Regions from separate parts of the Homo sapiens genome. Here region 1 is linked to region 2. A link is a loop called in an ENCODE intact Hi-C map of the cell type or tissue named here. Cell type or tissue: ascending aorta. All regions are shown on one strand. Links, peaks and the distances in the headings refer to the core of each region. The heading gives the core; the rest is flanking DNA. Region 1 overlaps RBMS3 (RNA binding motif single stranded interacting protein 3). Region 2 overlaps RBMS3 (RNA binding motif single stranded interacting protein 3).

What was found. A loop is a pair of places that touch in the nucleus more often than their neighbours do. Peaks named below come from ENCODE experiments on the same cell type or tissue, not always from the same donor. Only the 100,000 strongest peaks of a DNase experiment are listed, where the experiment ranks them.
Region 1: it touches region 2 in a loop (2.4-fold over the local background); 4 of 110 quality-filtered maps call a loop at or near these places.

What each region holds. Positions count from the first base shown.
Region 1 is chr3:29,383,237-29,386,162 of GRCh38, forward strand. The region is part of intron 1 of RBMS3 (RNA binding motif single stranded interacting protein 3); the gene reads left to right. Among named protein-coding and RNA genes, the nearest start is that of RBMS3, 100 kb to the left of the region's middle. In ascending aorta, for the core only: no CTCF peak of the experiment used is centred there; a DNase peak (open chromatin) is centred at 1,565; H3K4me3 peaks cover 383 bases; H3K27ac peaks cover 2,500 bases.
Region 2 is chr3:29,334,164-29,337,089 of GRCh38, forward strand. The region is part of intron 1 of RBMS3 (RNA binding motif single stranded interacting protein 3); the gene reads left to right. Among named protein-coding and RNA genes, the nearest start is that of RBMS3, 55 kb to the left of the region's middle. In ascending aorta, for the core only: no CTCF peak of the experiment used is centred there; a DNase peak (open chromatin) is centred at 1,458; H3K4me3 peaks cover 1,745 bases; H3K27ac peaks cover 2,344 bases.

The DNA of each region.
Region 1 (2,926 bases), core at 89-2,588, 49 kb after region 2:
TTTTTGATCATAAGAATTGACACTTGAGTGGAAATATTCCTCTGATTAGACTAGCTTGGTTTCTCTCGTCACTTGTCTATGTAGGAAGAATTACAATGCAGAGCTGTCCTTTTTGATTTTGCCTCTGATATTGAATGCAAATATTTTGGCTATCAGTCTTTCCTAATGCTACTTACCCCTTGAAGATGGGGAGAAAAGCTGAAGAAAGCTATTTCTGTAATCTTAATATTTCTTCCATGACACTTGTAAATTGATTTGCCAAGAAGGGTAAAAAAAATCAATGCAGATGGCTAGTTAAGTTTATTGTGGTTCAGACTCAAACTGTTGTATGTGGATGTACACTTGGGAGCCAAGGAATAGGGATATATTGTTAGTGTAAAATATCCAGTTCCATACTAACTTATGAACTCTTTTAGGTCATTCATCTTATTCAACTTCATTCCCTGGCACCTCACTTAGTACCTGGCAATGTGTTGTAGTAGCTAAGAAAATGTGCGATCTGGACTCTGACTATCCAGGTTCAAATTTTTGCTCTTCTACTTACTAACAATATGATCCTGGATCGTAAGTTTTCAGTGACCGTAAGTTTTCAGTGTCTTTAGCTGTAAAATGTGGGCAATACTATTATTTAACTCATAGAATTATTATAAAGATTGAAAAGGCAAAGTGTGAAGTACTCAGCCCATAGTGAGCAACCAGTATATGTTAACTATACGATAAGTATTTCTTTACTCACCAAATTTTGAAATAAACCATTACCTGAGGTGGTTGGTAATGGTGAAATTATAATGGAAGAGAGCTGGGCACAGTGGCTCATGCCTGTAATCCCAGCACTTTGGGAGGCCAAGCCAGGTAGATTGTTTTAGCCCAGGAGTTCAAGACCAGCTGGGGCAACATGGTGAAACAGCATATCTACAAAAAATACAAAAATTAGCCAGGCATGGTGAGATGTGCCCATAGTCTCAACTAATAGGGAGGCTGAGGTGGGAAGATCTCTTGAACCCGGGAGGTTGAGGCTGCTGTGAGCCGTGATCGCACCACTATACTCCAGCCTGGGCATCAGAGTGAGACTCTGTCTCAGGAAAAAACAAACAAACAAACAAATAAAACAATTATAGTGGAAGAGAATCTGAACATGAAGATGGAATTCTAACCTTGCTTAAGAAGTAAACATATACACCAATAATAATAATAATAATAAGAAGAAGAAGAAGAAGAAGAAGAAGAAGAATCCAGAAAGACTCCAGACATAGGAAATAACATCTGACATGATTTGAAAAAGAGTAGTGAAGTGAAATAGAGGCCCACAGCTCCTCTTTTCTGGTATAAAACTTTTTATTGAAACTACCTGTGTCGTAAAACAGGGAGAGAAGTTTTGCTACCGATAATGATAATTTGATGCCTTAACTGTATTAATATAGCAAGTGTGACTCAAGGATGTCTGGAGTCTAAATATAAAGGTCTGAGAAGAGACATGACTGTTTCAGAGGTTTAGAGTGGTAAAGCCAATAAGTGGTTTCCGGCCTTCCCAGGCCACTCCGCATAAAGCATCCTCACTCCCTGAGGGCCTCTGACATTCCTCAGTGTTGTGAGCGGGGAAGAGAGAAATGCTTTTTGGTTGGCTCAGATTACCTTGTTCTGGTTAAATGAAAAAGTATTAACATACGTTTCTTGTCACCACAATTCCAGCTGTCCAAGTCAGTGCTTTCGGAGCAGAGATGTATGATCTTATAACTCCTGAGGTTAAAAAAGAAATGTGTTGCCGAACAAACCTCCTCATCTTTGACACCCTGTTTCCTGCCTGTTGTGTGTGACAGGAAGGTAAAAAGGTAAAGACTAAACAGTAGATACTCTTCAGTGAGTGGTTAGTCCAGCATTACCTGATGGTGTTTAGTATTTGCCATTCTGAAAGATGATCAGAAAGCAAACCCCTTAAAGAGAAAAATTAACCAGTTTGTTTTGGCAGGCTATTCTGGAGCACATGCTAAAGTGACCACAGTTGTTTTTAATGCCCAGCAGACCTTCGCAACTAATCCTATTACCGCAGGACTCCCAGGACTGTCTGGTTAGCACTCCCCACAGATTTGTCCACTCCCATTTCTGACCCCACAACCAATCCCTTCCCTTGGGCCCTCTGGAACTCGGTCATACAGAAAATCTCCTTTATCCTCAAATTTTCCTGAATTTTTTGGTTTCACTGTTTTACTCAAATTCAAACTTGGATACCCCAGAAGACACTACTTCCTCTAAGCCACCTCAAACTGGGGGAGCATAACTGCTGGTGCCAGTGGGCCTTCTTTATTGTAGTTTCAGATCATTCTCATTCCATCTTCTGTGCAACCCCCCTCTATGAGTCTCGTGGGTCTTTGGACTATGTGACTCACTACCTCTCCTTACTTGATTCACTGTATCCCATACTGACCTTGCCATATTCTTGGAAATTTTTGCACCGTGGCCTCTCCATTCTTTGGCTTCTTCTCCTCCATTGATTTTATTCATATTTTGCCTCAGCCACACATGCAAAGGACATATCCTAGACTCTCTCATTACCAATTACTAAAAACCCTTCATAATTCCTATCTCAGGCATCTTACTTTTGGGTCGTTTGTTCCTATTTTAGCAGCTCAACACTTTGAGCATTCTGATACCAACACTTTCTTTAAATCTCATTATGAACTATGGCATCTATTATTTTTTCTTTGTTGCTCATTTTCCTCATGTCCCAGCATCTCTTTATACTCTGCTTAGATTTCGTGAAAAGCCATTATTTCATGAAAAACTGTTCCAAACTACCAATGTCTGTATCCTTATACCGTTGCTTATATAAACTCGCTTGTCCCTCTCTCTTCTTTCTTTAAATGACTCTGGTAAAATCCTAATTATGGTATATCCAATTGACTTTTGTTTTACCTGCATGTACACACCT
Region 2 (2,926 bases), core at 253-2,752:
GAACAATAACAGTAAAGTCATAGTTGTTGCATTAGCCTTTTGCTTTTATTATACATCATTACTATTTAAGCTTTTCACAGTTCCGTTTGCAATACACATATAACTTAGTCCTGTAAGTTCATTCCAAGATTGAGAGTTAAGATGTCTTTACAAATATGAAAAAAATGAAGAGGTTAGTTTGCTTAAATTACTTGCTATTCCTAATTTTGATCAAGTGTTTTCTTAATATTTTGCATTATTTAGTAGCTAATTTTTCCCATCCTAAAAGTATGTTTGTAAATACTCTCGTGTCTCTATATTTTTAAGAAACAGTGTTCTGTTTTTATATTAAGCTTAATAGTTTAATTTTTTTTTGCAGCTGTGAGGCAGCAGATGATAAATCAAAAACTAATATTTTCAACTATCTCAAAAGATAAAAGTCTGACACACTAAATATGGACTAAATGAGGCTTATGGATGATTTATTCTAATTAGATATAAGGTAAATAAATGCTCCTGCAGTTGTGAATTTTATTAAAGTCAGGACATGTCGTTGTTCAGGCTTTCCTGCATTGCGCTTTAAAGAATCATTTGAAAATATTTTGGGTCTGCTGTTGCTGAGACAATATGGCTTGGCAGTGTATTGGTAACTTAATAAGCTCACCACATTTGTCATGCAGAAACTGTTCTTTATATGCAAAGCTGTCAGACAGATTGAGTGTATAATTCTTCTTCGCATGAAATAATATGATAAAACTCCAGTATCAAATTGAATGCTGTACTAGCGTTTGGAATCTTTCATGCATAGGTTGGAATTGTTTTACAATGGAAGCATTGTTTGATGACAAATACTCTTTTTGTAACATTCATCAGTTATGTTTTAATAGCAGGCATTTTCCTCCTGACTATAGGTCTGCCTTTTTTGCTGTTAACATACTGGAAAATGAAGCCTGCTTCTCAGTTATGTTTGACATTTTTTTTTTAATGGTTAACTGCTACAATTAGACTGCACTGTCAGTGTTGTAGATGTTTTTGTTCTTCCTACAAAAGACTATCCTATTGGATTTTGCCAGTTTTATGATAGAGCAAACATTATTTACTCCTTCCTGGTTTTGATTCAATCTCCAATGATAATGCGTACTGATACAATATTTTAAGTCTCACTTCATCACAGAAGAGAATTGCCTGGTATGTGCCCATATAATGCCTGTTGGTGCAAGCAGTGAGATAATAAATTAGCAGAAATTATGCATATAGTCCACGTGGCACATTCTAGAAGGTTAAGCATTTATTTTGGTCCGTGGCAGATATGCTCAAAGAACTCCCCTGCCATGTCAATTTCAAGGGTCTAAAAGGGAAAGAAATTGCTACAAATACATACACAGCAAATGTGCTTAAAGCAGCTCTTTGCCAAGCAAGTTCCTGTTACAGAGTGGCCTGGTGCCAAAGCTCTTCTAAGCACTCTACTGCTACTTAATGTATTTGGTATGTGGGAGAAACTCGTAACTCTGGGACTGCCCAGTGTACGGCGTCTGTCACGTCTGAAGTGTGAGCATTCCAAAGGCTCACAGCCACCCAGCTCAGAACTCAGCGGGGAAGACAGGAACAGGGGTCAGCCTGAATAGAAAGAGACTAAAAGATACATTTGTGAAATTTGTGAAGATATCTTTTTCTCTCTTCCCTCCTTCCTTTTTCCTCCCTTCCTCTTAATTCCTCACTTCCTGCCTCCCTCCCTCTTTTTCATTTTGTTTTTTATTCTGTTTTGTTTTTGAGGGGTACTCTGTTCTAAATGTATTCAAATGATTATAAAATATTCATGGCAATTCTTAGGACTGGGCCTGGCGTACCTTAATTTTTCAACTGATCAGCCTTTCCGGTTTTTCTTAACAAAGGAAAACCAGATCTTTTGCATCCCATAACTTCGTAGCAAAGCCTCCATCTGGAATGAATTCGGCATCTTTAACAAATATGTGTTCTCTATTCAAAAACTATCTAAAAATAGTTCTCAAACAAGTAAGAAAAAATATTTTGACATTTTCTTCATGTTTTGGGTGGTAAGCACAGTTTGAAACAGGCTTTCTGTTAATTTTCATAGGCTTAGGAGTGGATGTACTTTTGTGTGCATGTACAACATATTTTGCTCAAGGATGCTTTCTGATCCAAACTATACCATGGCAGTTGTGTTTTTTTGCAAGGCACAATTCTTAACATGAGTCAGCTTTTCCATCAAACTCAATTACAAGTATTCAAAGTAAAATGCTCAATCAAGATCTACTGACACATGCCAATATTGATTTTGCTTACGTAATTTTAGATGAAAAAAAAAACCATAATCAACCTGTGAGACGGTGTTTGTGGCCTCAACCCCAAAGATACTGATGGCAATGACTTTATTGCGGAACGAAAGGATTACTTTATAGGAAAGCTGGGCCCCTGTAAGAACAGTATCACTTCCTATAATTTATTAATCAGCTACCATGTCTTAGGCATCATGAAATGAAATATACATATGTGAATATTCTTATACAGAGATATATCTTGTCATTTAATCCTAAAAAGATATTATTAGTCATTCTATAATGAAAAAACTGAAGCTTGCAAAGTTGAGCAAATTGTCAAAGGTAAATTGGTTAAACATTCCAACCCAGGCCTGACACTGCCTGCTTTGCCATCATGTTTTCCTTTTGGAAAGACAAAAAAGACAATATGTTGATTTTTGGGGGTCAAATTCATATTTAAACAATTACAAATAAAATTAAGTCAAATTCCATGTACCTTCTCCTATTTCCTAGACTTCTAATACTCTTTGGTCTTTTAAAGTATACAGTTTTAGCAAATCTGAAACGGTTTTTTAAAATGCTCTAATTATAATTTCATTGTAACATGCTTAAAATTCTAAAATTAACTCTAGAGTATTTATATACATATAATATGGTTAATTATTCTT